Regions from separate parts of the Homo sapiens genome. Here region 1 is linked to region 2. A link is an interaction called in ENCODE POLR2A ChIA-PET data of the cell type or tissue named here. Cell type or tissue: A673. All regions are shown on one strand. Links, peaks and the distances in the headings refer to the core of each region. The heading gives the core; the rest is flanking DNA. Region 1 overlaps DLG2 (discs large MAGUK scaffold protein 2). Region 2 overlaps DLG2 (discs large MAGUK scaffold protein 2).

Region 1 (8,345 bases), core at 110-8,109, 160 kb after region 2:
TTTAATTCTGAAGTGTGAACTTATGTAATGTTTTGTGTGCTAAAGATGGCAAATAGCTATGAACTTAGTGTAATTATATAATTGGTAAAGATATAAGATTGCCAAATGCATTTATTTTTACTGTGCTTTAAAAGACTGAGATATATTGCTAATTTTCATAGCTTTTATGCTAAAAGCAAACAAACAAAACAATAAGAACTTGTGAAGAGAAGCGTAGTAGTTTCAAGTCCTGGCTCTAAGGCCAGACTTCCTAGCTGGAGTCCTGGGTCTTCCTCCTACAAGCTGTGAGCCTGAACAGATCACCTTACATCTTTATTTCTCAGATTCCTCATCTGAAAGAAGGAGATAATAACCTCATAGGATTCTTGTGAGAATCGAATGTGGTAATACATGTAAAACAGAACAGTATCTTATACCAGAGAAAGCATTTGATAAAAGTAATCCAGCCCAGTTTTGAAAAAATATATAAACAAATAGAAAAATTTCCATCTTTATAATCTGTTACTGGGGATTATTACATAGAGTTAGCAGTCTTAGGGAGTCTTGGAGTTCATTATTAACATAAAATACAACATTTGTATGAGAAAAACCCATTATAGTTAGCCTTTCAGCTTTGTTCAGCAAATATTTATTGAGCATATACTATGTGTCACATTGTGTCTTAGGTATTACAGATACATAAAGCACTAATATAGAAATACATGTCATATATTGTATATTAAACAAACATACACAATATGCATATGTGGCAAGTGTGCCTATGAGGATAATAGTTATCACCTGTCCTATTCACCGAGTGCTTAGTTTGTATATGGTTCTCTACTAGGATTTCCTGTCTGCATTATTTTGTTTATGTGTCTTACTTTTGAGGAATTTATATGATCCCCATTTTCACTATGAAGAAAAATGAGGCTCAGAAAGGCTAAACAACTTTCCCAAGGTCAGCAGAGTAAGTGACAGAGTTGGAATTCAGAGGTCAGTCTGACTCCAGAGCTAGGGCTCTTCTGCTTTTTGATACTGCTTTGGTTCTTACTGACTGAGTAACAGTGAATTTATATATTTCAAACAATTTAAATTGGGTTCTACTGAGTGGAGACTGCATTGTTTACATTCTGAAACTTTTCAAAGCTAGAAAGTCATCACTTAACAAAGAACTACTTTGTGGCCTAAAGTGGCACTGAAAGTGTTAAAGAGGTGAGCTGGGACCCAGAGGTGGGATCCAAGATCGCCACTCAATGCATAATGGTAGGGACAACCCACCATGTTGTAAAGCAAACTGTCTTTAAATAGAGGCTGAGATGAATAGATGAAGACTTTCAGAGACTGGGGGCAAAGGTAAGGAGACCTTAGATAATTTGTGTTGATCAGAAACAGGGATCCTGATGCCTTCTCTTGATCTCAGGGTTGCTTAAAGGAGATGGCTTGATGAAGGGGGGTTTAGGGCTTCTTAGAAAGCTTCTCTGACTTCACACACACATATACACACTCATACATGCACATTCCCTTTCCTCATCAGACTTTGATGCCTAAAGTTCCTTTAATATAACTACCACCCCCTTCTCTTCATTTCCTACTTTTGTATTTCCCTTATTTTCTCTCCTACTCACTTCCTATAACCACCTGTAGAAAAGCTGGTATCAGAACAACTGCACTGAGTACTGATCACCATGTCTGTTGCCCCTATTGACTTGGTTAATACAAACAAAGCTAACATCTGTGTCCACCAACTATAAGTCAAGGACATAATTATTACAGAATTTAGGCTAGAAATGGTTATATGGAAGTAATCATACAGAGATTCAAATAAAATTTTTGCTGACTGTAAATGTCTTTTCTTTTCTTGGGAGAAAGACTCTGAAGGTTGTAATAAAAAATTCTGTAACCTAACAAGTCACTCTATTACCCAACAACTCTGTGTGCCTCTGCTAGACTAATCTTCCAAACCTGCCACTTCTATTGGTTAGTCTCCCATTCATTTCCACCAGGATCTAGTTCAGCCTTCTTGGTCCCTTTTCAGGCCCCACACGTCTTTCCACATCACATCCAATTACCCCACAGAACTATGCACCCCTCTCCACCCACTCCCCATAACCCAGTCCATCAGGGGACTGGATCCCTTGATCCTTTAGCTTACCAGCCATGTTCCTTTTCCATATCTTTGCAGTCTATAGGAGAATAGGTGGCTTCTATTCTCTAGTCACATTTATCGAAATCTATGAGACTTCGTTGCATAGTACAGCATAAATGAAGTTATATATATGAGTTGTATGTGAAACCCAGCACTGCTACTTAATGGCTGGGTAATCTAGAGTAGATTACTTAGTTTTGCCAAGTCTCAGTGTCCTAATGTGTACCATAAAGAGAATACAAGTAACTATCTCATAGGCATGCTTTGAGATTAAATGAAAAAATGCATGCAATCTGCTTAGTCCAGTGCTTGACATATAGTAAGGAGTTAAAAAAAGTAACTTAAAAATAATTAAATACCACAGTTTCAATCTTACTTTCTAGGCTGATCATTCTTGTTTTGATTATATCACCCTCCTCTTTACTCATAATATGGCTTGCAATTGTATCATTTATGTAATTTCTTAGGATATTTACCATTTTGTAATATAATATTTTTATGGATACGACTGCTGAACTTTTGATGAAGCAGAAACTATAAAAGAGATGCTTTCCAAGGCCACAGAGAAAGTACACTTCAAAGGACATGTTATTTATTTTCACTGATTGAGTGGTTAATTGATGGCTTCATTCATTCAATCAATGAAGAGATATACATTGAATATCTAATATATTTCAGACACCGGAATGAGTCAGAAAGATTCTGATTTAAAGGAGAGAATAAGAAGTACATAAATTACTATGACACAATGTAAAAAGTCATAAGTGTCTATATAGGTAAAGTACATTAATGGTTCAGAAGATAGAAAGATAGCAACTGGAAGCTTTATAGAGGAGGGAGACTTGAGCTGTCCTGGAAGGGCAGGTTGTATGAGTTGATTGCAAAATAAGAGGTGAGACAGGGATAGCCGAATGGCAGAGGGCACATTCCAAATCAAGGCACATGCATGAGCATAGAATTGTGGTTGGAGAGAACAAGTACCTGCGGTGAATAGCAAGGGAACAGCCGTTCAGATGGGGGGCATCCAAAAGCTCTTTTCAAAATCTGCTTGACCCCCTTGGGCTTTCTTTTAATTAGCACAACTGTGACCTCGAAGGCTTTAGCAAATGTCTTTGCTTTCCAGCTGTTTTTATTGATTTTTTTTTCATTGTAGGACTTTAATTTAGAGTAGTTCCTCCCTGCATTCATTGTTCAACAAATTACACTCATGCGGCTGTCATACCACCCTACCTGTTTCTTTAAGAAGTGACTTCCCTCTGTGAGAGAGGTTCCTGTTGACACAAAATCACAGAACGTTAGATGAGACCTAGGAGGGCTTTGTACTCATAGTGGTTTTAAATGGAGAAAGATCTCTGCAGAAAAATTTATACTAGTAGCTAAGATGGACTGCCAAATTCCTGTTCTTCACTAGGAGAAGTCCTATAGGTTCTATAAAGGACATCCAGAACCCAAATTAATAATTACAACATTGATAATAATTACCAGCTCAGCTCAGCTCTGTCCCAGATTCCAAAACTCACAAGTAGGACATTCAAAACGGAATCTTGAAGCTCCCGAAGATGTTTTATTAAATCATTTCAAAATGAATAATATTCAATATGGTTTGTGATATTTAGAAGGCAGAGAGGACATACTAACTTTCCCTCCATGGGTGGCCTTCTATTCCCTTACATTAAAATCTAAGGCACTGACAGTTGAATTGCTTAATAAACAAACTCAACATCCAAAAGACCCTCAGCTGAGCAATATCCTCAGACTCTTCTTGTGAATTCCTGAAGTTCCCTTGACATGCTCAGTTCATTAAAAGCCTTTCACCTGGTGGGCAGAAATTGTCTCCAGGCTTATGATGAATGAAAAAGAACAGAATACTAAATTTAAGAATTTAAGAAGTCCAGCTTATATTCCCATTATTGGCAGATAACAAAATTGAGGCTCAAAAGAGGCTGGATCAACTGGATCACTTAGCTGCATAGTGCAAAAGCTGAGACCAAGTCCTAAACACATATTCTTTCTCATTTCTAGACTTCCAGTTCAATGCCTGCTCACTTTCTTCTCTAATCTCACTATCTCCATCTATTCTTTTTTTTTTTTGGAGCTGGGATTACAGGTGCCTGCCACCACGCCCGGCTAATTTTTGTTATTTTTAGTAGAGATAGGGTTTCACCATGTTGACCAGGCTGGTCTCAAACTCCTGACCTCAGGTGATCCACCTGCCTCGGCCTCCCAAAGGGCTGGGATTACAGGTGTGAGCCACTGCTCCTGGCCCACCATCTCCATCTATTCTAAAAACAGAAACAGAAAAACAACAACAAAAACAACAACAACAAAAAACTGTCTCCAAATAGATCAGTCACAAATCCAGTCCCTTCTTTCCATTTCCACTGGCATCTTCCCAGTTCAACACCACGGTCCCTTGCCTAGACAACTGTAGCAGCTTACTAACTCCTCCTTGTTTCTCTAGTCTTGCCCTACCTTTCTGCCTACATCAAGTACATCATGGGTTGTCTCTATAAAAATATTCCCTTATTTAACACCCTTTGAATGTACCTCATTGTCTTAAGGTATAAGACAATGAGCAGAAGATACAAGACCTTTCAAGGTTTAGCCAAATTTTTCTTTTCAGATTTATGCTGTATAGATTTTGCTTGTTGGCTTCTCAGCTCTCCACCCTTCTTCACTCTGATCTGTGCCTGGGAAGCTGATAAGCATGGAGCACATATGGCTTCTGGTTGGGTTTGGCAAAGGGACAACACTAGCAGGAGATGAGAAGCAGAATGACAGTGAGAATGGGCATTTATTTGCTGGATTCCTCACTGCAGTCTCCTTAGGAGAATCTCTGCAGTTGGATAATTGCTACAAGGACACCCCGTCTAGGAGGGGTAACAATCCCATACTTAATAGTCCTGGAGTACCTCTCAAGTGTTAATACATCTGGCCCACTTTTTGGTAAATAACTCCTATGTTAAATTCTCCACAAATAATTCACTTCGAGTTCTATTAGTGGTTCCTTGCCAGTCTGATATTTGGCCAATCCCAAGTTGATGCCTTAATTTACAATTACAATTTGCAACTTACAATTATATTGAATAATGATAGTCTCTGAAACAAATGCACCCTGTTCATTCTTCTCTGAAGCTTTGTTCCTGTTGTTTATTTCTGTCTGAATTGCATTTGTATGCATGTATTTCTGTCTGAATTGGATTCCTACTTCCCATTACCCCCAACATCATATCTCAGGTCCTAGACTAACTGCTCCTAGACTCCTTCTGATTGAATGCAAATGGCTACATAGACATCTCTAATCCCCCTGTGCTTCCCCCTATTGGATCACCCTTGACAACGTGCTGTTGTGTGTTCCCTAATACATGGGAAACATGGAGGCCGGGAGCTGTATCATTCATCCTCATAAACTCACTACCTAGCACAGATCCCACAACAGCATAGCAACTCAACAAATCTTACTTAAATAAAATGTATCTTTATTTGGATGTGGAGGTCTTTCCCTTCCAGTTCTTACTTGGCTTGAAATTTTCCCTTGAATCTCCCAGGGAGTTATTGTAATTACCAGATGCTGGGCAAGTACCAACAAACCGTGAGAAGAACACTGTTCTAATCCTTGAGAAGCTCAAAGTCCATGATCTAACTCCCAGGCTATTTAAGAGCTCAAAGCAGATGATATGTAAGTAAAAATGCATTTTAAATAAGATATTGAAGCCAAATATGATTTGGTTTCAAAAGAGAAATTAATATTTTGAAGAAGGCATCACAAATCCAGATCCATTTATCTGAAGTACAAGACTGCCCTGCCAAATTAAATGTCTGATTCTTTATTCCCGCCAGTTTCTAAAATCTGTCAGCGATTGCTGACTCAAAAACAAAAGCATAAACAACACAGTTTAAAGATGTTCTTAACAAGTATCTGGTCCTTTCTGATGCTATGTGACAGAGCAGGGAAGACCATGCTGCAGGTGGACCATTCTATTCAAGTTACAATGGCTTTCCAATTAAGTTAGGGCAAAATTGTCACCACATTCTAGCATCACCTCACATTTTGTTCTAAAGATTTTGTCGACTATACCTCACATTTTGTATATAGATTTTGTCAACACATGTTTGTGCCATGAGTTTGGGAATTGTAGTAATTTTCATGATAAGGACAATGGCAAACCTAAGTGTTGAGATTAAGTATTAATTTTTTTTTTTTTTTTGAGACGGAGTCTTGCTCTGTCACCCAGGCTGGACTGCAGTGGCATGATCTCGGCTCACTGCAAGCTCCGCCTCCTGGGTTCATGCCATTCTCCTGCCTCAGCCTACTCAACAGCTGGGACTACAGGCGCATGCCGCCACGCCTGGCTAATTTTTTTGTATTTTTAGTAGAGACGGGGTTTCACCATGTTAACCAGGATGGTCTCGATCTTCTGACCTCGTGATCTGCCTGCCTCGGCCCTCCAAAGTGCTGGGATTACAGGCGTGAGCCAATGTGCCTGGCCAAGTATTAAATTGTTATATGACAGCTTCTTAGAAGCTTTGAACATCTGAGTCAGAGTCTGTGATATAGTTTCAAGCAAGTAGTTGTTTGTTTTGTTTTGTTATTTTCTGTTCCCATCTGCCAGGTTGGCTTTTTGAGCAGCAACCTCCCTGTCCACCCTTGAAGGCAAAGTTCCCTATAAAGGGCTGCCATACTACCCTTTTGCTAGCTTGGGACATCAGTTCTCCCCTATGGTGCATTACATACTGTTACATCACGTTTTAGCAATTATGTACAAAGAACTGAAATTAAGAATTTTTTTAACTTTTATTTTAGGTTTAGGCGTATATGTGCAGGCTTGTTATATAGGTAAACTGTGTGTTGTGGGGGTTTGGTGTCCAGATTATTTAGTCACCCAGGTAATAAGGATAATACTCAATAGATTTTTTTTAAATCCTCTCCCTCCTCCCACCCTCCACCATCAAGTAGACTCCAGTGTCTCATTCTTTTCTTTATGTCCATGCATTCTCACAAAACAGATTTTTAATAAATTAGTGTGAATCAAGATTGTTTCTATTATAGCTTCCTTCTTACTTTTGCTTGCATTGCAAATTGCTCTCTTCATTAGGAATGAAAGGAGTGAACTTATCATAAATGCATAGAAAAACCCACAGCCAATCTCACTTATGCCACATGTGACTGTTCACCATGTGAGTTGCAAGGAAAATGTGAATGATCACCATATTTCATCAATTGTAAAAGGCAACTTTTTCCACATTTTTATATACCTGAAATAAGGCTGCATCTTACAGTTGATCATACCTTATAGTTAAAATAGGCAGGTTTTTAAAATGGAATATAACATATAATGCTGTATCCCACATTAGCTGCATTTTAGACTCAAAGTTAATTACCCCAGGACCCATATCCCACTCTTTATTTTGAAATTTCTCTCTAGTCAGGCACAATGGTTCCTACAATATTGTCTGTCCTTCTTCTCTCACTGGTCCTGTCATATTATTAACTCATTTTAAAAATATTGATTGTCTATTTTGCCGGATCTCATATTCTTATAAAGTGGTTCCATTTATAGAACAGTCATTGCACCTAATTTAGACCAGTTCAAGATATTTCAGAACTTATCTTTCAGGTAAGCCCATGTTGGCCATTTGTTTGAACAAGAGCCTCTGAAAACTGTTTGGTGGATTCTAACTACAGATGGGTTATTTAGGAAAGAGAAGCCATTTCTTAATGAATGGGAGTATGCCTCATACCAGCTTATGTAAAATCACAGCAGTACTATCGCATGGCTGGAATCACATAAGCATTGGCTACCAGATCCCCTGAGACAGGTGCAGAGCTGAGAAAATCACGGTGGGAGTGATTGTGGAGGGAGTAATGATTGTGAGACAGCAGGAGGGAGAAGCTTCCTACCCTACCACTCCCAGCTTTTGGAACTTCAAAGTGCTGATGTATCATAGACATTCAATATATGGTTGTTTAATGAATGAATATATTTAGCCAAAAAATCAGATTAAAGCAATTTGAATGAGTGGTGCTGAAAAGAAATGGAAATCACAAAGGCCAGTTGCCCCAAAGGGGTGTGCAGGGAAGGGAGAAGGCAAATGTCACTGACCTTGCTGTGGTGGTGAGGTTGGATGGGAGTTACTCTATCTTTCTGCCTGTCAACACTTGGGATTTATTATCATTGAGTCACTATTGTAAGAGCTTTATAAACATTAACCTACT
Region 2 (8,345 bases), core at 143-8,142:
TCCGAGAAGGGAAAAAAAATGAGATCAACTGTTACTGGAATACTTTTCTCAGCTCCACGCATGTTCTGTCTGTCCTCTTTGGCTGTTCTTTCAGAGAAGTTATCATCGTCTACTCATTCCCAGCAAAACGTTTCAGAAACTCCTGAGCACCATCTTAAAGTGAAAGATGGGACAACAAACCCCAAGCACATATTTCAGTTTTACAATATTTAATAGCTTCTCATTTCAGTCAGAATATGGCTGCTTATTGGAAAAGTTTAGGCTAATGACAGTGTAGTAGAAAGAGTCTGGATTTTTAAGTCAAAATGGTTCTAATACTGCTGGCCGTGTGATCTTCAAACATTGATTTCCTCTGTCCCAGCTTTAGGGTTGCTCATCTGCATTTGGATTCAAGAGTACTTTCCCAGCAGGTTATTTTGAGGCTAAATGAGGTAATATACTGATAGAGACCCTTTAATACTAGCTACTTAATAAACTTTAGATCTTCATATACACTAAAGCTCATTATTAGGATCTTTGGGAGTCATATATTAAATGTAAATGAATTATTCAGGCAGAACTTTCTCTAAAATAGATGTTACGCTTCACTGCTTTAGCAAACAGAGTATACTGAACATAATTTAAATTCTTCTGAAGTCTCATGACTATCATTCAACATGTCATTTTTGGTACTGTGTATCATGCAGTAGTATCTTCAAGGCTACTGAGGTGTATAAAGCTGTCTGCCCCTGCCCTAAATCTGCCACACATTTAAATCCTGCGGCCTTACCTCCAGCTGGCTTTCATCTGCCCCATATTCTCCAGTCCCATTGCTTAGGCCTAGTTTAGGGCCTCACAATTTCTAGCTTGGATTGCTGCAGCAGCCAAACAGGTTCCCCTATTTCCTATTCCTATTCTCAGCATCCCCAAGTCCTTCCTTGGCACTTAGCAAGAGTAGTTTTTCCAAAACCACATCTGAGTACTTGACATGCTTGCTTAATAAACAAAACAATTCTTTCAATGGCTCTCTATGAACTACAGCCTTAAGTCCAAATTCAGCATGGAAGGTATGTAAATACCTCTGTGAGCTCACCTTATCACCTCTCGGACTTCCCCTTCCCTCATGCCTAACCCCTCCAGAGGAGAGTAGGCTTCTGTCATGCTGAACCAGGTCTTGCATGATAGATTCCTGAGGGCCTTAGGCTATTTCACACCTCCTTGCTTTTGCTTATCCAGCTTCCTCTGATTGGAAAACTGTTACGTCTGATTGGACAACTATCTATCGCCTCCCTCCCTATCATTGGTTTTCTAATAAACACTTACCAATCCTTCAAAAGATCCAAAAAGCATCTTAGGTTTTAGGAAACCCATCTTGCCCTTCCTTTGTCAATTCCCTGACTAGGAGTGACCACTTACCCCTTTCTTTGTGACACCATGGGGCACTGAATAGCTCTTCATAACAGCGTAATACTGTGGAATTACCTGTGTAACTCCCACCGCCACTAGACATTGTGTTTTTTGAGGACAAGATCCTGTGTCATTTATCAAGCCCCAACCACAGGGCAGGCACTCTATAATCACTGGTTAGTATCTTTTTGAGTCCTACTAGTTCTCTCTTTCTCTCTTGCTCTCATTATCCTATCTGTAACCTACAGTGAGTTGAAAAGCAGTATTAGTAGTTTGGAAGAACTAAACTAATGTTAAATAGGTTTTGCATGAGGGGCTGTAGAGATATCTTTGAATTAAGTTCATGAGCTTGGAAAATCTATATTTCTAGGAACATTTATTTTGGCTACTGATTAGTTCTTAATAGTGTTTTGATCCTTGAGATTGTTAGATAAATTGCCTACAGATAAGCTGAGTGTAATCTGATGTGATTGACATTTATTGAAACCCTCCCTAATGTCCCAGGTTCTGGGCCAGAAACTGAGAACATAAAGGCATGGTCAACAAGGCATTTAAGAGGCTCATGTATACGTCTATGCCAGTTAAAATAAGCTCATGATAGAGAGATTATTCACACACACATCCTATTTTTTTCAAAGATGAGGAAAAGATGAGTTCACACAGCTAGCTATAGGGTGTGTGTGTGTGTGTGTGTGTGTGTGTGTGTATGACATTCAATTCCAGGTCTGTGTGAATCCAGCTGAGCTCTCCATTTTACTCTTTCCTGTTCCTATTGGAACCAGCCTGTGAAGACAAGAATGCAATGTTTCTCTTGAGAAATTTTATACATCTCCTTTTCTGCTATCACAACTTAAAGTCCATTCCTGAATATAAAAAATTGAATCACAAAATTTGGCAGCCTGTATTTAATGGGACTTTTAGAAAACTTGTTTGATGCTGTGGATTACTATCGTAGCTACATACAGTCAAGGCAGACAGGAAGAGAGAGAGGGTAGTGTCTGAGTGCCAAAAGTCATCCATGTTCTTAGTCTAGCAATAGCAAATACACGGCCCTCCTGTACAGAGAGATGTGCAGACTGGGGCCTCTGCCCTGGGGTGCATTACTGCCCACACACCAATCTCAGAAGCAATGACTATCTCTGAAAACTCCTACCTTTCCTAAAGCCTGAGCACATGTTCAGTCACCTCAGTGAAAGTGAAGGAGGGAGGAAGGGTATTAGTTTAGTCTTGTCAAACATGGGCTATAACAGAGGCTGCAAACAGACTTTGCCTCACATGCCAAAGCAGATGGTGTGATAGAGGCTGTTGAGAAAGCTTCTGAAGTTGTCTCTGGACTCAGTGGGAAGAATGCCGAGTGCAATGATAAACAATGTCTGTTCTGGTATTGAGGGAAGCATTGCCTATAGGTATTTACTATCCTTGGTAGAAGTTTCAGTTGTCATTTAGCATAAGCCAGGCTGTGCTATTACTTAGTGTAGAAGTTCTGAACTCAACTAAGAGCATGCAATGATAGAGTAAGATACAATCTATAATACCTGTCAAATCTGGCACATAGCAGATGCTCAATAAATGTTTACTGAAGAAATGAATGCAAAGTCCTATGGCTTTATGTTGGAAGAGAAATAGAGTTCTTCCCCTCATAATCAGGGGAAGTGGGGTACACTGAGATTACTTTGCCAAGGGTCCTCAATGCCATGCCGAAGAGTTGGGGGCATTATTCTATATGGGCTAGTAGTTTCCAAACTTAGTTTAATTCCCTAAGGTGTTCTGTATGTAGAATTCCTGTGATGTATGTAGCTACCCTGTGATGTTCTGACTTGGTAAGTTGGTAAGTGTGGGGATGGAGCCAACGATTCTCTTTTTGTTTGAACCACCTGTTAGCTTCTCAAACAACTTGTATAATCAGCCAAATATGAGAATTACAGCTGCAAAGTAATATGTGATGTTCTTTTTTTTTTTTTTTTTTTTTGACAAGGTCTCACTCTGTCGCCCAAGCTGGAGTGCAGTGGTGCGATCTCGGCTCAATGCAACCTCTGCCTCCCAGGCTTAAACCATTCTTCCACCTCGGCCTCCCATGTAGCTGGGACTACAGGCACATGCCAACATGCCAAGCTAATTTTTGTATATATTTCTTTCTTTTTTTTTTTGGTAGAGATAGGGTTTCAGCCTGGGCTGATCTCGAACTCCTGGGCTCAAGTGATCTGCCGGCCTCGGCCTCCCAAAGTGCTGGGGTTACAGGCGTGAGGCACAGGGCTCAGCCGTCAATGAAGTTCTTAAGGAGAAGAACAACTTGCTGTGATCACAGATCTTTGCTTCTGGTTCTCCAAGTTCTTAGTGTTTTCTGCTTATTGAGACCAGAACGAACCCTGCTTTGTAGAGACAGACCTACCAGACTGTGTCCTGGTGAATCAGACTCCAGCTCCCAAAGCACTTTGCCACAGACCCCTCTTCCTCAGGAAGAAGGATGAAGATTGAGCACTTTTGCAAAGCAACCAAGAGAGTAATGTGCTGCAGTGGGAATAAATCATGGACAGAGGAAATGAATGAACCACATGTTTCTGGATTTCAAATATCACTTCTGGAAATGAGCGAGTCTTTCTGCTTTCTGATTTCAATTAATTTTCTTACAAACTCTCCCTAGCATTTTTCATTGCAGTCAATTATTTAACTTGTTCCAGTATGAAAATTGGGTCCTTACAAAACACTTAATTGATTTGACCCGTGCTCTGACACAACACTTTGCAAAATGCATGTGCGTTCATACAGATTAGTCATCTGAGTCATTATTTTCCAGCAAATTACAGCACCATGCCGGCAGTGGATGGCACCTAATATTGTGAAAATATGAACTTCTTATTCTTGTGGAGAGTTACAACAAAGAAAGGGTGGTTGGAAGTCCAATAAGGACATCATTTGTCCTAAGACTTTGACTAGGAGTCTATTCATCTCTAACACTGCCTCCCTGCAGGAGAAAACGTTAAACCAAGAAAGAGATTGGGGCAGAATGGAGAGAATGGGGCCTGGGCCCGGCAGACTGAATCTGAATTTCAGAGCAGCTCCTTGGCCATGTTTCAGTCTTAGAACTGGACAAAATTTTTTTTTAGCTGTTTTGATTCACAGCACACCTCTGTGTAAATTTGGATACATTCTTACCTGCCTCATAGTGGTATAGTGAAGAACAGAAAAAATGAAGAGAGAACCTGAATATAGTAAGTGCTCAGGAAATGGTGACAAGGATGTGATATTGCTGACAAAATTAGTTTATCATTTTTTATTCCAATTTTACTTATTTATAATTCAGTCTCACCTATTTATAGAACAAACTGAGGCAATATGATCACATTTTAAAGAGCATTCTTATTATTTTCCTTCATGATTCTATTTTCTATATCCATACACTCAGTCTAGGCCTATGCTTTACCATCTTTTTTTGTTTTAGGGATAAAACCCAGTGACTGTGTGTGTGTGTGTATGTGTGTGCATGTGTGTGTATGTGTGTGTATGTGTGTTCGTGTGTGTGTGAATGAATGCATACAAGTGATGGTAGTGGGAGAGAGATAGATCGCATATTCAATAAATCATATAAAATCTCTGCACAATTTTTTAAAAATAAAATAGTATTATACACCGATCACCACGACAAAGAATATTAACAGTGACTTAGATTCCCTCAGGATGCCATTTTTTATATAATTTCCTTCCTAAGTACTCTTCTTCCATAAGTAACTCTCCTGAAATTAGGGTAAATCATCCTCTAACTATCTTTCTTTTTTTGGCCCATCCATGTTGATGTATATAACAGTTCTTCATTCATTCTCACAGTTATATTCATTGTATAAATATAACTCATACATCCATCTTACATTGTTATCTTTAGATTTTATTAACAGTATCAGTATATATATTGTTATACATGTCTTCTATCCCTGTATACAAATTTTCCCTAAGGTACATGCTTAAAGAAAGGAGTCGCTGAGTAATATTTTTAATTTTATTAAATAATGTTAAACTGTTTTCCAAAGTAGTTCTTCCAGTTGACACAGTGGATGAGAATTCTAACAGTTTCATATCCTCTCTAACACTTGAATCAACTGGACTTCATAATTTTTATCAGTTTAGTAAATGTGAGTGGTGCCTTATTGCAGTTTAACTTGTAATTCCTTGATTATCAATGATTTTAAGCATGTTTTCATATGTTAATAAGTAATTTGTGTTTTTTCCTCTTTGTTTTAAAAGTCCTTACCCATTTTCTATAGGGCTGTTTGAATCTTTCTGATTGCTTTATAGTTCTCCATGTATAGTATTCTAGAAGTGATTTTTTACCAGCTATGCAAGTTGCAAATATCTGTTCTCTTTTATTTTCAATTCATGTCACATTTCACCTCAGAAAAGTCAGATATAAGATCCCAAAGGTTTTTATTTCTCTAAACTGCTGGTATGAGTAGCTAAAAATATAGATAGATTTCAAAATAAATAATTCATTACTGTGGTTTAGCAGAAATATATTCATGAATATCTTTGCTCAAGCTTGCAGAAAGTGCTGAAAAGCTAATTAAACTAAACTAAACTAAACTAAATTAAAAACAAAAAGACAGCACTGTGATGATGAAGGCTTTCATGCCAAGACTCCAAATATACTAGAAAAATTTATCTTCAGCAGTTTACTATATTCACAATGACAATGCTTCAAACTGCTTCCTTTATTCATAAGAGATTCCACCTATTTCAAGTGTGTTTATCATCCAGCCAGCACAGGCAAATGTTACCAAGTTAAGATTGAATTTCAAGTGTGTTCTTGGAATAAAACTTCTGAGAATATATTTTTCTTTAATACAATTCTCTTGGAGTCATATTTTTGGTCAACTCATCTTTGGGTTTTTGAGGAACTGAATATCCTCACCTGCTTTTTTCTGAAACAAGTGTTTCTGGGAGCTGAAAAATACACTTTGTCAAATTTCAGGGTTTTTTAGGGTAGTGAAAGTACTCCATACGATACTATAATAATGGATACATGTCATTATACATTTGTCTAAAGCCATGTATTGTTCAATACCAAGAGAAAAACCTAATGTGAAACCATAGACTTTGGGTGATAATGATGTGTCAATGCAGGTTCATCAACCGTAACACATGTGCCACTCAGGTGTGGAATTTTGATAATGGGGGTGGCTACACATGTGTGGGGGCAGGGTATATGGAAATCTCTGTACCTTCCTCTCAATTTTGCTGTGAACCTAAAACTGCTTTAAAAAAAGAAAATCTATAAGACAAAAACTAATTTAAAATTTTGTTTTAAATTCAAAGGGTGTTAAATGAAATTTATGGGAGGCTATTGTTTGGACTAAGCTCCTGCACTAGGCCCAACAGGCCAGAGCAAATCAGAATAGAGTCATTAATGTTAGGTGCCATATAATCAAACTTTGAAATGGACCAGTTTTCAAAGACAGAGAGAGAGAGAGAGAGAGAGAGAGAGAGATTGATTGATTCACAGCAACCAATCAGAAGGGGCCCAGTTTAACAGAGCCAGAAGGATAAGGAAGTTTCCTCTGATTTAACCCTATGAGGAGGACAGCTTTAAAATGCCCAATTCAATTTTGTTTCCCATTTCTGCTTTCTTGAGCCATTTTCTGCCTATAAAGCCAATCTCCTCTCCTCAGCTCACTGGAGTGCCTTATCTAAGTCTTTGGATGAGATGCTGCCTGATTCATGAATGAAAGCCAATTCAATCTTTAAATCAAATTGGTTAAAATTTTGTGTTTTCTAACAGGGGAAATGAGCTTTTTACGACCCACTCGGCAATGGTATTTAATAACGTGGAGAAAAAAACAAAACACGTAAGCAAGCAAGCAAAGAAATAAACATAAATGTCCCAACTAATTTCTAAAGCAGTGGGACCAGGGAAATAACTCCAGAAGAGACAACAGTGGTAACAGCAACAACGATTGATTACTAAGTGCCACATAATATTCTGAAGAGCTTTACCAGAATAAGCTTAGTTAATCTTCATAAGAACCCTATGGGATAAGAACTGGTTTTATACTCACTTTAAATATGAAGTAACTGAGACTCGAAGAGTTTAAAAACTTATTCAAGGTCATGCAGCAAGTTAAAGGTGCAGCTGCTTCCTGCAGTTCTTACTTTCTATATTATCAGCTATGTTCTAAAGGACTGCAAAAGCCAGGTTTGTGAATGGAACACAGAACAATACATGCAAGAGTACTTGCAGTGTTCCACTATTGTCCACAAATGTGAGAACTTCATACTTCTTCCATTTCATGGCAGTCAGCAGTCAGCATTTTTCTGCTATCAAGCCATGAAAGGTAGCAATAAAAACATTAGTATCTCATAATGCATAGCATTTACCGCTCTAAACTGTCGCTGTGATTTACTTATCTGTGACTTGAGATACTAGGAGAAGGGAACATACATTTGTTGAGTGACTTCACTATACTAGTTGTTATGCTACTTTTTAGACTCATTCCACAGAGTCATCGGTGATTCTTTGGTGTTTAACTCCTTTTCAAGAAAGGGAGGAGCTGCTACTTAAAAACATAAATTATCTTTTCATACTTAAAAGATTTACACAAACTTGAGATCCACAGAGGATTTAAGCTCTTAGGAACCAGAGGTTAAAAGGTAGTCAGTATACACTACTATACATACTAGCATATATGCTAATATATGCTAACATTTATAGAATATATGTATATATACTATAGTTGTAGTCAGTAAAGAAATTTTAAAACACAACATAATGAACAAAAACAATTAGCTAATCTGTATCTATGTATCTAAATCCGTAGGCATTTATTGTTTTATTAAGAGTGAGGAAACCTTAGATGGGTGCAGCCAGAAGCTAAAAACAATCTTATCATAGTGAAAGATGCATCAGAGGTACTGAAAGCCTTTAACATCTCCACTAGTATTTCTCATCATCTTTGAAATCAGAAAAAACAATT

What was found. Peaks named below come from ENCODE experiments on the same cell type or tissue, not always from the same donor. Only the 100,000 strongest peaks of a DNase experiment are listed, where the experiment ranks them.
Region 1: POLR2A ChIA-PET joins it to region 2 with 9 read pairs; 1 of 35 experiments calls an interaction of 5 or more read pairs at or near these places.

Annotation. Positions count from the first base shown.
Region 1 is chr11:83,756,263-83,764,607 of GRCh38, forward strand. All of the region lies in intron 18 of DLG2 (discs large MAGUK scaffold protein 2), which reads right to left. Among named protein-coding and RNA genes, the nearest start is that of DLG2-AS2, 120 kb to the left of the region's middle. In A673, for the core only: no CTCF peak of the experiment used is centred there; no DNase peak of the experiment used is centred there; H3K27ac peaks cover 2,310 bases.
Region 2 is chr11:83,598,177-83,606,521 of GRCh38, forward strand. All of the region lies in intron 19 of DLG2 (discs large MAGUK scaffold protein 2), which reads right to left. Among named protein-coding and RNA genes, the nearest start is that of DLG2-AS2, 35 kb to the right of the region's middle. In A673, for the core only: no CTCF peak of the experiment used is centred there; a DNase peak (open chromatin) is centred at 4,155; H3K27ac peaks cover 3,663 bases.